2 separate regions of the Homo sapiens genome follow, and region 1 is linked to region 2. Evidence: chromatin contacts called from ENCODE Hi-C or POLR2A ChIA-PET data. All regions are on one chromosome and are shown on one strand. Each heading gives the region's core, a stretch centred on a gene start or an enhancer-like site at or near the end of the contact. The rest is flanking DNA. Distances are from core to core; before and after follow the strand shown. Region 1 overlaps TOP6BL (TOP6B like initiator of meiotic double strand breaks). Region 2 overlaps TOP6BL (TOP6B like initiator of meiotic double strand breaks).

The links. Hi-C counts contacts between places; a loop is a spot of excess contacts on that map. ChIA-PET counts read pairs that join two places held with the same protein, here RNA polymerase II (POLR2A).
Region 1: a map of PC-3 shows a loop between it and region 2 (2.1-fold over the local background). The contact joins two enhancer-like sites. A Hi-C loop is called at or near these places in 3 of 168 maps with a recorded cell type or tissue (CD4-positive, alpha-beta T cell, OCI-LY7 and PC-3). POLR2A ChIA-PET finds 5 or more read pairs at or near these places in 10 of 52 experiments (AG04450, B cell, CD8-positive, alpha-beta memory T cell and 7 more).

What each region holds. Positions count from the first base shown.
Region 1 is chr11:66,830,996-66,837,857 of GRCh38, forward strand. All of the region lies in intron 12 of TOP6BL (TOP6B like initiator of meiotic double strand breaks), which reads left to right. Among named protein-coding and RNA genes, the nearest start is that of RCE1, 9.0 kb to the right of the region's middle. Within about 2 kb of position 3,461, at least 3 of the 41 ENCODE cell types and tissues checked have a DNase peak (open chromatin) inside an H3K27ac peak, as active enhancers do.
Region 2 is chr11:66,788,246-66,795,255 of GRCh38, forward strand. TOP6BL (TOP6B like initiator of meiotic double strand breaks) reads left to right here. Exons shown (of 15, transcript NM_001302084.2): 3 at 1-24. Among named protein-coding and RNA genes, the nearest start is that of TOP6BL, 47 kb to the left of the region's middle. Within about 2 kb of position 1,251, at least 3 of the 41 ENCODE cell types and tissues checked have a DNase peak (open chromatin) inside an H3K27ac peak, as active enhancers do.

The sequences.
Region 1 (6,862 bases), core at 2,211-4,710, 45 kb after region 2:
AATGGCAGATAAAGACATAAGATGCCCAACATCATCAGTCACAACAAAGGTTCAAAAAAGAACCACAATGAGATAATCATTTCATACCACTGGAATAAAAGGACTGACTATACCACATGTTAACAAGCATGTGGAAGAAAGAACTCACATACACTGTTTGTGGAAATGGAAAATGGTACAAGCACTTCGGAGAACAGTTAGCAGTTTCTTAAAAAGTTAAATATATACCTATCATATGACCTAGCTCTTTCACTCCTAGGTATTTACCCAAGAGAAATGAGAACATATCTCCACACAAAGAATCATACACAAATCTTCATGGCACTTTTGTTATAGCCCCAAAAATGAGAAACAACCCAGTATCAACAGGTAAATGGATAAAAAAATTGTAGTAGATTCATATAAAGGAACACTATGTGGCAATAAAAGGAAAGAACTATTGATACACACAGTGACATGGATGAATCTCTGAATAGCATGGCAAGTGAAAAAATCAAAAACTAAAGGAGTACATACTGTTTGATTGCACTTACATATAATTCTATAAAATGCCAACTAATCTACACAGGTCAGTGGTTACTAGAGGATGGGAGGTGGGAGAGTTGGAATGATTATAAAGGGCAGCAGGATGCTTGCAGGGAGATGAATATGTTCATTATGTTGATTGTGTGATGGTTTCACAGGTATGCACATGTGTACTTAAAAATTGTACATTTTCGGCCGGGTGCGGTGGCTCACGCCTGTAATCCCAGCACTTTGGGAGGCTGAGGCGAGTGGATCACGAGGTCAAGAGTTCAAGGCCAGCCTGGCTAAGATGGTGAAACCCCATCTCTACTAAAAATATAAAAAAAATTAGCTGGGCATGGTGGCAGGCAACTATAATCCCAACTACTTGGGTGGCTGAGGCAGGAGAATTGCTTGAACCCGGGCGGCAGAAGTTGCAGCGAGCTGAGATCATGCCACTGTACTCCAGCCTGGGCAACAGAGTGAGACTCTGTCTCAAAAAAAAAAAAAAAAAAAACAAAAAATTGTACATTTTCTATGTATGCAGTTTACTCTGTCAGTTTATATCTCAACAGTTATAACAAGTATGGACACTTTCTTTTTTTTTTCTTTTTTTGAGACGGAGTCTCACTCTGTCGCCCAGGCTGGAGTGCAGTGGCGTGATCTCGGCTCACTGCAAGCTCCACCCCCCGGGTTCACACCATTCTCCTGCCTCAGCCTCCTGAGTAGCTGGGACTACAGGCACCTGCCACCATGCCCGACTAATTGTTTTTTCTATTTTTAGTAAAGACGGAGTTTCACTGTGTTGGCCAGGATGGTCTTGATCTCCTGACCTCGTGATCCTCCGGCCTCGGCCTCCCAAAGTGCTGGGATTACAGGCATGAGCCACCGCGCTATGGACACTGTTTCTGAGAAAATGAGTAACAGGGCCTTTGGTACCTCCTCTGCATCTGCTCTGCCCCTTGTACTTCTGCTTTCCTGATTGGGTGGGGAAGTTTAGGTGCCCAGGCACCCAAGGATCAAAGCATCTTATGGACTTTACCATCCTCCTCTTCAGTGTGATTAGAGAGGCACAGAGCAGCAGTAAAGCCGTTAGTGCTCCCTTCACCACCCCTTCCATGGCTGGCTGTGCCTTCTACGATGCACTTCCCAGGAACGTGTCCACTGTTCCTTTCAGCTGCTTCACCGCAAATACTCTTGCCAGTTTCCCTCGGACTTGGAAAGCCGCTGTCCACGCCTTGCGCAAATAAAGCTAAAATCCATTGTATCAGTTTCCTGGGATGCTGTCAGAAATTAACATCAACTTGAAGGTTTAAGAACAATCCAAATTTATTGTGTCACAGTTCTGGAGGCCAGAAGTCCAAAATCAAGGTGTTGGCAGGGCCACACTCCTTCCAAAGTTTCTAGAGGAGAGTGCTTCCTTGTCTTGCCTCTTCTAGCTTCTGATAAAAACTGTACCTTGGTTTCTTGTAGTTTGCATAACTCCAAACTGTAACTCCATCTTCACATTGCTTTCTCCCTGTCTCTCAAATCTTTCTGCCTTTTTTTTTTTTTTTTTTTTTTTTTGACACCGAGTCTTGCTCTGTCGCCCAGACTGGAGTGCAGTGGCAACGATCTTGGCTCACTGCAACCTCCGCCTCCTGGGTTCAAGTGATTCTCCTGCCTCAGCCTCCCGAGTAGCTGGGATTACAGGCGCCTACCACCATGCCCAACTAATTTTTGTATTTTTAGTAGAGACGGGGTTTTGCCATGTTGGCCAGGCTGGTCTCGAACTCCTAGCCTTAGGTGATCTGGCTGCTTTGGCCTCCCAAAGTGCTGGGATTACAGGCAGGTAATTAGGGATTTAGGGCCCACCCTAAATCCAGGCTAATCCTGTCTTGCGATCTGGAATTACATGTGCAAAGACTTTTCTCAAATAAGCTCACATTCACAAATTCTGGGGGTTAGGATTTGGACATATTTGGGGTGGGGGAGAATGCAGTTCACTACAGCCATCCACATCTTCAGCTTTCTAGGGACAGGTTCAGGGTAAGGCATGTGCTGTTATCATAGGACCCAGGATATAAGCGCAGAGGGACTCCTCAGGATCTAGGAGTGCTTCAGCCTCTGAAGTACTTTTACTTGGGCCTCTGTGGTATCCCAGTAAGACCTAAAAAAGATAATCTGGGCCAGGTGCGGTGGCTCACTCCTGTAATCTCAGCACTTTGGGAGGGCAAGGCAGGTGGATCACTTGAGGTCAGGAGTTTGAAACCTGCCTGGCAAACATGGCAAAATTCCGTCTCTACTAAAAATAAAAAAATTAGCCAGGCCTGTTGGCACACCCTTGTAGTCCCAGCTACTCAGGAGGGTGAGACATGAGAATCGCTTGAATCTAGGGGGCGGAGGTTGCAGTGAGCCAAGATCATGCCACTGCACTCCAGCCTGGGTGACACAGCAAGACTCTGTCTCAAAAAAAAAAAAAGATCTGACCTCTTTTACCCTGTTCTTTTGCTATAGTCATGGCTCATAGCCTCAGGGCCATTCATAGCCCAATTAATTTGGCATATGGCTAGTGAACTCAAGGTCTTACCAGTAGTCATAGGTCTTGGAAAGAAGGAACACTTACTGAATCCCTAATCTGTGCCGAGATTTTCACTTTAATCTCTGCAAAGATGTTATAAATTAGGTCATAGTTTTCCCATTTTACAGATGAGGAAACTGATTACAGAACTTTCATAATTTGCCCAGAATCACAGTCAGTAAATAGCAAGGCTAGAATTTGTACCGAGAGCTCCCGGCTCTGAAACCTGGTAATATTGTTAACACAGAGGACTAGGTTGCAAGCCCAGGGCAGATGAGTGATCCAGGTCATTGAGTAGAACCCATGATTCTCCACTCAACATCCTCTGGTAATGGCCATTTAGTGATAAATAACTTGTTAGTGGTACAAGAGTGGCACCCAGTGGCTTCAGCTAGAACTACAAGACTAAGGATGATAGGTCAAATTCTTTGACCTCTGGGCCATTCTGTTTCCATTTCTAAACAGGAAAGGTAGAATAGCTGACCTCTTGAGTAACAGGGAAGAAAACCATCTATTATATGCTTTATTGAGAAACTGAAAAAATGAGGGAGTGTGTATTCAGAGTGAACATATTCAGGGAAAGGTCATGCAGGAATGGAGAAGGTATTATTTTTGTTTTTATTTTTTTAGAAACAGGTTCCCGCTATGTTGCCCGGGCTGGAGTGCAGTGACTATTCATAGGTGTGATCATGGTGCACTACAGCCTCGAACTCCTGGGCTTAAGTGATCCTCCTGTGTCAGCCTCCTGAGTAACTGGAACTACAGGCGTGCATCACTGCACCTGGCGAGGAGTGGATATTTTAAGCCTGAATGTTTGAACAGAGACAGTGGGCCAGGAAGGAGTGAACAAGATAGTACTCCAGGGTTTAGTGTCATAGATATATGTAGGGACTGAGAACTTAAACCCAGAATGAGCAGGAGTAGTATCAAGGAGGCAATTTTCTAAGGAAAGGCATTGTTTCCGGCGGGTCGGGGGAGGGGGTAGACTAGAAATAAATGTCCCATAGAATGTTAAATCCAAGGTGTATTCTGAGGTCAGGGCTGTCTTATCTGGGGGACCAGGTGATGAATGAAGGGTGTGCAAGGCTACCAGAGAGGCCCAGAGCTTCATATCTCAATGCGGGTAGTTCCTTGATAAGACCAATTTCAAGATAGGAGAAAGATTTATCTATGACACGAGATTTTCCAAGCTAAAGCCAAAAAAAAAACCAAGTTCTGTCTCAAGATAAAAATATTTAGAAAATATCCTGTTTCTTTCTTTATGTCTTTAGAATTATTTTTGCCCCTCCTATGTTCCTTGGAATATAATTACTTGGGAACTAAAACTTGTTTTAGTAAACAATATATGATAGATCTCTCATGGAGATAATTCATATACCATAAAATTTACCACTTTAAAGAATAAAACTCATTGATTTTAAGTATATTCACTGTGCTGTGCAGCCATCGCCACTAAAATTACAGAACATCTCCATCATGCCATTAGCAGTACCTATTCGCAGTGAGTCCCAGTTCCCCTCTCCCTTCAACCCCTGGCAACCACTAGTATGCTTCCCATCTCTGTGGATTTGCCTATTCTGGACACTTCATATAGATGGGACCATACAACATGGGCCTTTATGTGCCTTCTTTCATTTAGCATGTTTCTAAGGCTCATCTATGTTGTACCATATAACAATTTCATCCATTCTTTATGGCTGAATAATAATCCATTGTATTGATATACCACATTTTATCCATTAATTAGTTGATGAACACAAGTTTTTTCCACTTTTCGGCTATTATGAATATGCTGTTACGAACAGCATATTTGTGTGGACATGCTTGTAACTGTCTTGGGTATATATCTAGGAGTAGAATTGCTGAGTCATATGATAACACTATGTTCTAACTTTTTAAAGAACTTTCGAGCTGATTTCCACAGTCTGCATCATTTTACATTCCTGCCAGCACTGTGTGATGGTTCCAATTTCTCTATACCCTCATTAACTGTTGTCATTGTTTTTCTTACTGCCATTCTAGTGCATGTGAAGTAATTTCGTGGTTTTGATTTGCATTTCTCTAGTGAATACTGATGCTGAGTATCTTTTCCATGTGCTTATTGGCCATTTGTATATCTTCTTTGAAGAAAGGTCTATTCAAATCTTTTGCCCATTTGCTGTTGTTGTTGTTGTTGAGACGGAGTCTCACTCTGTTGCCCAGGCTGGAGTGCAGTGGCGCTATCTCGGCTCACTGCAAGCTCCACCTCCCGGATTCACACCATTCTCCTGCCTCAAGTAGCTGGGACTTACAGGCGCCCACTACCACGCCCGGCTAATTTTTTGTATTTTTAGTGGAGACGGGGTTTCACAATGTTAGCCAGGATGGTCTCAATCTCCTGATTTTGTGATCCGCCCACCTCGGCCTCCCAAAGTGTAGGGATTACAGACGTGAGCCACCGTGCCTGGCCCTCTTTTGCCCATTTTTAAATTGGTTTGTTAAATTATTGAGTTATGAGAGTTCTTTACCTTGGGCCAGGCAAGGTGGCTCACACTTGTAATCCCAGCACTTTGGGAGGCGGAGGTGGGAGGATCGCTTGAGCCCAGGAGTTTGAGACCAGCCTGGGCAACATAGTGAGACCTCGTCACTACAGAAAATATGATTTTTTTTTTTTTTTTTTGAGATGGAGTCTTGCCCTGCCACCCAGGCTGGAGTGAAGTGGAGCATTCTCAGCTCACTGCAACCTCTACCTCCCGGGTTCAAGTGATTCTCCTGCCTCAGCCTCCTGAGTAGCTGGGATTACAGGTGTGCGCCACCACGCCTGGCTAATTTTTGTATTTTCAGTAGAGACGGGGTTTCACCATGTCGGTCAGGCTGGTCTCAAACTCCTGACCTCATTATCTGCCTGGCTCAGTCTCCCAAAGTGCTGGGATTATAGGCGTGAGCTACCGTGCGTGGCCTATAAATAAATTTTAAAAAGAGTTCTTTAATTTGGGTAACAGTACCTTAGCAGGTATGATTTGTAAATGTCTTCTCCCATTCTTGTGGATTGACTTTTCACTTTTGTTCATAGGAAGCACAAATTTTATTTTATTTTTATTTTCTTGAGACAGAGTCTCACTCTGTCGCCCAGGCTGGAGTGCAGTGGTGTGATCTTGGCTCACTGCAAGCTCTGCCTTCTGGGTTCACGCCATTCTTCTGCCTCAGCCTACCGCATAGCTGGGACTACAGGCGCCTGCCACCACGCCTGGCTAATTTTTTTGTATTTGTAATAGAGACGGGGTTTCACTGTGTTAGCCAGGATGGTTTCAATCTCCTGACGTCATGATCCGCCTGCCTCGGCCTCCCAAAGTGCTGGGATTACAGGCTTGAGCCACTGCACCTGGCCGAGAAGCACAAATTTTTAATTTTTTTTTTTTTTTTTTGAGATGGAGTCTCACTCATCACCCAGACTGGAGTGCAATGGCGTGATCTCAGCTCACTGCAACATCCACCTCCCAGGTTCAAGCAATTTTCCTGCCTCAGCCTCCTGAGTAGCTGGGATTACAGGAGCCCACCACCACAGCCAGCTAATTTTTGTATTTTTAGTACAGGCGGAGTTTCACCATGTTGGCCAGGCTAGTCTCGAACTCCTTACCTCAGGTGATCTGCCTGCCTCGGCCTCCCAAAGTGCTGGGATTACAGGCATGAGCCACCGCGCCTGGCTATGAATTTTTAATTTTGAGGAAGAAGATACCTATTTTTATACATCTGTATTCTTGAAAAGGAGCTGGGAGGATTGGGTTCTGGTCTCAGTAAGAACCTCTTTTTCTCTGTCCA
Region 2 (7,010 bases), core at 1-2,500:
ACACCCTTCCAGATGATTTTTGAGGCAGGTTTTGTTGTGGTCTTATAAATTACTAATGATTTTATTCTTATTTTTCTGCAATCTAATAACAAGAAAGAAAAGCCTAGGTCCATCAAAGTTCCAAGCTGGAATGAAATAAGGCAATGGTTCCCAAACTTGCCTGTGCAGACATTAGATCACCTAGGAGCTCCCAAAATACTGTCGTCTGTGTCCCACTCTGAGTGATTGTGATTTAATTGGTCTGGGTGTTGTAATTATTAGTCTTCTTGGGCTGCCATAACAAAATACCACAGACTAGATGGCTTAAGCAATAGAGATTTATTTTCTCACAGTTCTGGAGGCTAGACGTCCAAGATCAAGGTGCTGTCAGGGCTGGCTTTGGTGAGGCCTCTCTTCCTGGCTTGTAGACTACTGCCTTGTCACTGTGTCCTTACATGGCTTTTTTTCTGCATGTGGATGAAAAGAAAGAGATCTCTAATGTCTCTTTATTTTTATTGAAAATTTTTTTGGTAGAGATGTGGTCTTGCTATGTCGCACAGTCTGGAGTGCAGTGGCTATTCACAGGTGCAGTCATAGCACACTACAGACTTGAACTCCTGAGCTTAAGTGATCTTCCTGCCTCAGCCTGCCGAGTAGCTGGTAGCTGGGACTACAGGTGGGAACTACTGGCACCTGGCTCTGGTGTATCTTTTTATAAGGACACCAGTCCTATTAAGACCTGGGGTCAGTGCCCTACCCTTGTGACCTCATTTAATCTTAATAACCTCCTGAGGGCCCTGCCTCCAAACACAGTCACTTTGGGGCTTAGAACTTCAGCATATGGATTTTGAGGGACACACTCAGTCCGTAATAGGTATGGCATAGGCTTTGGAACATTTTTTAGATCCCAGGTGATTCCTAATATGCAGATGAATTTGAGAACCACTGAAACAAGCCCTTATTTGAATTTGGATCTCCTAATAAAGAAAATTAAAAGTGACTCCCAGTGCAGATCCTACCTGGATACATTTTTATTAGTTTGGTTTAGAGATCTCTTTATCGACTTATTTGTAGTCCAGATTTATGAGGGTGATAATTCATTCTCCATTCCCTTTAACAGGTCTCTCATCTCCTATTTTCCTTCCTTAGAGTTGGTGGAGACATAACGAATTAGAGTGCTTTAAACATTCTCCCAGGAAGCCCTTGGGCAGCCTTTCTCCATGTTTGAATAATTATATGCTCATTCTGAAAGGAATGGGTATGGTATCAGGACAACAGATATCCCTGGCTGTGCCTTATCTTCTTTAGGAGAATGGAGGGTAAACAATCTGGAGCAATTAATGGTTAGTCAGCTCTGAAACTATTCATGTCAAGTAGCAATAAAAAGGTGATTCCAGTGAACCAAGAAGGGCAATTCTAGGAAATGAGGTTCTGTGTTTCAGTCAGCCTGAACAAGCAGTAAGTTGTATACATAACATTTATATATATTATGTAAGCATCCTGACAAGTCTATGAAGTGGGTAGGATGAGGATTATCACCCCATTTTACAGACCAGAAAGTTGAGATTCAGAGAACTTGACTGACTCTCCCAGTGTCATACAACAGTTAAATGGCAGAATTAGAACTTGAACCAAAGTCTGACTCATATAGATCAGGGCTATTTCAATATTTACTTATTCATCCAGACGTGTGTTTGTTCAAGTCAGTGTCAGTGAGCTAGATACTATCTGTAGGTACAGTGTCTTAAGATATGTTACTTGATCCTGGCTGGGCGCCGTGGCTCACACCTGTAATCCCAGCACTTTGGGAGGCTGAGGCGGGTGGATCATGAGGTCCGGAGATTGAGACCATCCTGGCTAACACGGTGAAATCCCGTCTCTACAAAAAATACAAAAAATTAGCCGGGTGTGGTGGCAGCCTGTAGTCCCAGCTACTCTGGAGGCTGAGGCAGGAGAATGGTGTGAACCCGGGAGGCGGAGCTTGAAGTGAGCCGAGATGGCGCCATTGCACTCCAGCATGGGTGATAGAGTGAGACTCTGCCTCAAAAAAAAAAAAGATATGTTACTTGATCCCAAGGAACCTGGAATATAAATAGAAAGATCAAGAAGTAAACACGTAATTACAATACGGTGTGATTCCCAGGATGGATGATAGAAGTGAGCCCTGAATGCTATGTTAGCATGGAGGAAGGGCATCTAATCCATGGGAAGAGGTTGAAGTCTGGAGGTCTTGATGAGACTGAAAAACAGATTTGCTGGGTGTAGGAGATTCTGACACTTGAAAGAATAGGAAGTTGTTATCAGAGTGATAAAGTTTCTCTTATTTCTTTATTGCAAAAGTAGTGTTTCCCTCAGAAAAATCAAAGTATGATCAAAACAAACATTTAGAATACACATAATTTGGCCTTTCAAGGCAGCCGTTATTAACACCTTGGTGTACATCTTTTCACAATAGAGTGGGACATTTCAATTTAAGATTTTCAGAATGGAACAGTTCCAAGCCGTGGCCATGGAAATAGGTGGCTGGGAATGAGTGGAGGTCAAGGTCATTATTGTTGAAGAGGTCAGGGAACTGTGAGACTAAGTTATTGCTTAGGCTAGTTATCTGCTTGGATATGGATGTCAGTCAAGATGATGACAGCATTTGGCATACAGAGGAAAACTGTGAGCTTAGTGACCAGCAGTCAGCTGGTGATGGAGATGAGAAGTAAAATAATAGTATAGTCAAACGGCATTAGCCTCAAGGGAACAAGGATTTCCTCATGCATTTCTTCCATTATATCTCATTGTTTTTGGTACTGTGCAGCTATGTAGACAATATTTGAATGAAGAGAATGAGAAGAGATAAAAGGGAGATTGTAAAAGATTTCATCATGGATGCCTCAATTGAGGAGAAAGGTTAAGTAGCAAGGTTCACAGCAAAGGCTAATAGAGACTCCATGGAAAAGCTATAATAAATGATCCATTAATTTGGGCCTGCGAGGAAAGTCAATTGCAAGGAAGACTGAGGAAAGTTTCATTTAGGAGAGATATTGGGTTTTGTGTTTATGCCCACAGCTAGTCTTACATCTTGGTGTTCATTAGGCTGGGTAACATGTCCCTTCAAAAGCAATCTGATTTTATAAGATCTTCTTGACAGCTTTATCCAGTTTAATATTTATTTTTGTAATAATACTAAGTGATCAAGTGAATGGAGTTATACATATATACATACAAACATATATATGCACAAACATATCTATATATTTATACATCTGTACTTCTGTGTGTATGTATCTAAGGTGAGGGGGCAAGAGAGAGAGACAGACTTTCTTCTAGAAAGTGATATAAGGGCTCATGACTGTATAAGTTCATATTTGAAAACATACTTCTATATTCTGTCATATAATTAGACATATTTAAAGGTGAAGGCTAAAACCATATGATTCAATAGTAGTTTCTGCTGTGCACGGCTGGCAGCATCTATTTTTTTCATAACAGTAAATAAGTAAATTCACTGCTTCTGTAGGTATGTCAGGCTGGGGTACTGGGTCTCTAACACCCAACACCCAACTGTAAAAGGCTTTGTCATCTCTCTCTTCCTCTTTCTAATAATTTTTTTTTTTTTTTTTGGGAGGGAGTCTTGCTCTGTGGCCCAGGCTGGAGTGTAGTGGCGCGATCTCAGCTCACTGCAAGCTCCGCCTCCCAGGTTCATGCCATTCTCCTGCCTCAGCCTCCTGAGTAGCTGGGACTACAGGCACTCGCCACCATGCCTGGCTAATTTTTTATATTTTTAGTAGAGATGGGCTGTGTTAGCCAGATGGTCTCGATCTTCTGACCTCATGATCCGCCTGCCTCGGCTTCCTAAAGTGCTGGGATTACAGGCGTGAGCCGCCGCACCCAGCTTCCTCTCTCTAATAATTCTATGAGTAGATCTTAAAAGGGTCCTCTAACCCCTTTTAAGGGGTTAGTTGTGTTGTATTAATTATCCTCTCTGACCTGACATTAGTCACTTTATCCTAACTCTGGGATAGGTGTCGGTCCTTCTGCTGTATTCCTTTAGCACCTCATTTATCTAAATTTCACATTGTCATATAAATTAGTCTGTCTCATCTACTGAACTGTGAACTCTTCTAATTCTGAGATTGTCTTATTTATTTTTATAAGCCCAGGTACATAATAAGCCACATTAATATTTTATGAGTGAGTAAATGCATATATTGAGTAGCCATACATAAGCATTGCTTGTCAGGCTCCATAAAAAATAATGATGGATTATATATTACCCCATTCAGATAGCTACCTGTATACACAGAAAATGAACATTTTTGGAGAGGCAGCATTGGATAGTAGAATGTGGACTTTGGAGTTAGTCAGCTCTAGGTTTGAATCCCAGTGCTGCCACTTAACTAGCTGTGTATGACCTTGGACAAATTAATTAGCTTATTGAGTCTCATTATCCTCTTCTATAAAATGGAGTTATTTCTTACTTGCATAGAAACTGCTTGACATGTAGCAAGTAGTCAGTAAATATCATCATTATTCATTGTAGTCTCTCTCCAGTAGTTGCTCAAGGAACTTTCACTTCGGTTGTCTTACTGTTAGATATAATTAGCCCTCTCTATGATACGCCCTATAATCACCAAGGTTACAAAGCTTTGAAAGTGTTCCAAGAAGTTGTTTTGGAAGTGGTAAGCACAGAAAATGCTTTAAAGACTATTGCTTTTTGGTTTAAACATTTTATACTAAAATTTTAAAAATGAAGGATGTGACTATGATATGTATACCAATTGCAGTTATTATTTAATTACCACTGTTAACATGCATGAATAATCCTAGACATATTTACAGAATTTTCTAATAATCCCCCATCCATTTTGGTAATAATGTTTTTTTTTTTTTGAGATGGAGTCTCACTCTGTCACCCAGGCTGGAGTGCAGTGGCACGATCTCAGCTCACTGCAACCTCCATTCCAGGTTCAAGTGATTCTGGTGTCTTAGCCTCCCAAGTAGCTGGGATTACAGGTGCACGCCATCTGTAATCGGCTAATTTTTTTTTGTATTTTTTCAGTAGAGATGGGGTTTCACCATGTTGGCCAGGCTGGTCTTGAACTCCTGACCTCAAGTGATCTGCCCGCCTCAGCATCCGAAAGTGCTGGGATTACAGGCATGAGCCACTGTGCCCAGCCCATTTTTGTTAATTTTTTCAAATACTTTTTCAAATAATTTTTTCTTTTTTTGTTTTTTTTTTTTTTTTTTTTAGACAGAGTCTTTCTCTGTCACCTAGCCTGGAGTACAGTGGTGTGATCTTGGCTCACTGCAACCTCCGCCTTCCAGGTTCAAGCAGTTCTCTGCCTCAGCCTCCCGAGTAGCTGGGATCACAGGTGCCCGTCACCACTCCAGGCTAATTTTTGTATTTTTAGTAGAGACGGGGTTTCATCATCTTGGCCAGCCCTGGTCTTGAACTCCTGACCTCAGGTGATCCACCCGCCTTGGCCTCCCAAAGTGCTGGGATTACAGGTGTGAGCCACTGCACCTGGCCCAATTTTTTCTATCTTTAATCCCAACCTATTGCCACAGTTTTTGACTTCTTTTTCAGTGTACTTATAAAAAACATTAAAAGGCCAGGTGCAGTGGCTTATGTGTAATTCTAGTGCTTTGGGAGGCCAAGGTGGGAGGACTGCTTGAGGCCAAGAGTTTGAGACCAGCCTGGGCAACATAATGAGACCCTGTCTCTACAGAAAATTAAAAAATAAAAATTATCCAGGTGTGGTGATACACACTTGTAGTCCTGGCTATTTGGGAAGCTGAGGTGGGAGGGTTGCTGGAGCCCAGAAGTTCGAGGTTACAGTTAGCTATGATCATGCCACTGCATTCCAGCCTGAGTGACAAAGCGAGACCCTGTTTCTAAAAAAAAAAAAAAAAAAAAGTAATAAAATAAAAATATTGTAATAGTTTATCCTTCTATATTTGCATGTTTCTTCTTTTTGTATTATCATATTTTGACATCTGGGACCATTTTTTTTGTTTTTTGTTTTTAACATATACCTAGTACATGGCTGTGTATTCTCTGAGCCAACAATAAAAACCTACTGATTTCTGATTGTATTTCTTCTTTCATTTTTTTGGAGTTCTGCATTTTCTAGGAGACTGTTTCTAACTTTGGTTTTAGGAACACTATAATAGTGAGTCAGTATAGGTAAGTGGTTAATGCTAAAGATTTATAGCCAAGTTGACCTGGCTAACCTTGGACAAGCTGTTTAACCTTTTTGAGACTCTTTTGTAAAATATTTATTTTTATTTTCCTTCATTTTTAAAAATCCAGATCCTGCACAATCTTTTATTTATAAAATTTGGGTACCTAATAGAGTTTTTGTGAAGGTTAAATGAGATAATATAAATAAGATACCTTAGCACCATCCCTGCTGTAAAATCATCACCTAGTGGTAAATCTTATATTTGTAGGGAAGTGTTTGTAGTATATTGGCAAGAACATGGGCAATTAGTATTAGAAAGACTTAAGGTCACTCACAAAACAAAAAAGAAAGACTTACAGTCAAGTTCTGGCTATACTACTGAACAGCTAAGTGACCTTAGGCATGTTGCTTAACTTCTCTGAGCCTTTTTAAAAAAATCTACAAAGAAGGGGCCAGGCGCAGTGGCTCACTTCTGTAATCCCAGCACTTTGGGAGGCCGAGGTGGGCAGATCACCTGAGGTGAGGAGTTCGAGACCAGCCTGGCCAACATGGCGAAACCCCGTCTCTACAGAAAATACAAAAAATCAGCCAGGCATGATGGCACGCACCTGTAGTCCCAGCTACTCAGGAGGCTGAGGCAGGAGAATCGCTTGAACCCGGGAGGCAGAGGTTGCAGTGAGCCGAGATCACACCACTGTACTCCAGCCTGGGCAACAAGAGCAAAACTCCATCTCAAAAAAAAATATATATATATATACAAAGAAGAGATTGTAATACCTACCTTACAGGATTATTGTGAGGTAGTATATATATAGCAACTGCACAACACTTGTCACATAGTAGGTATTCAATGAG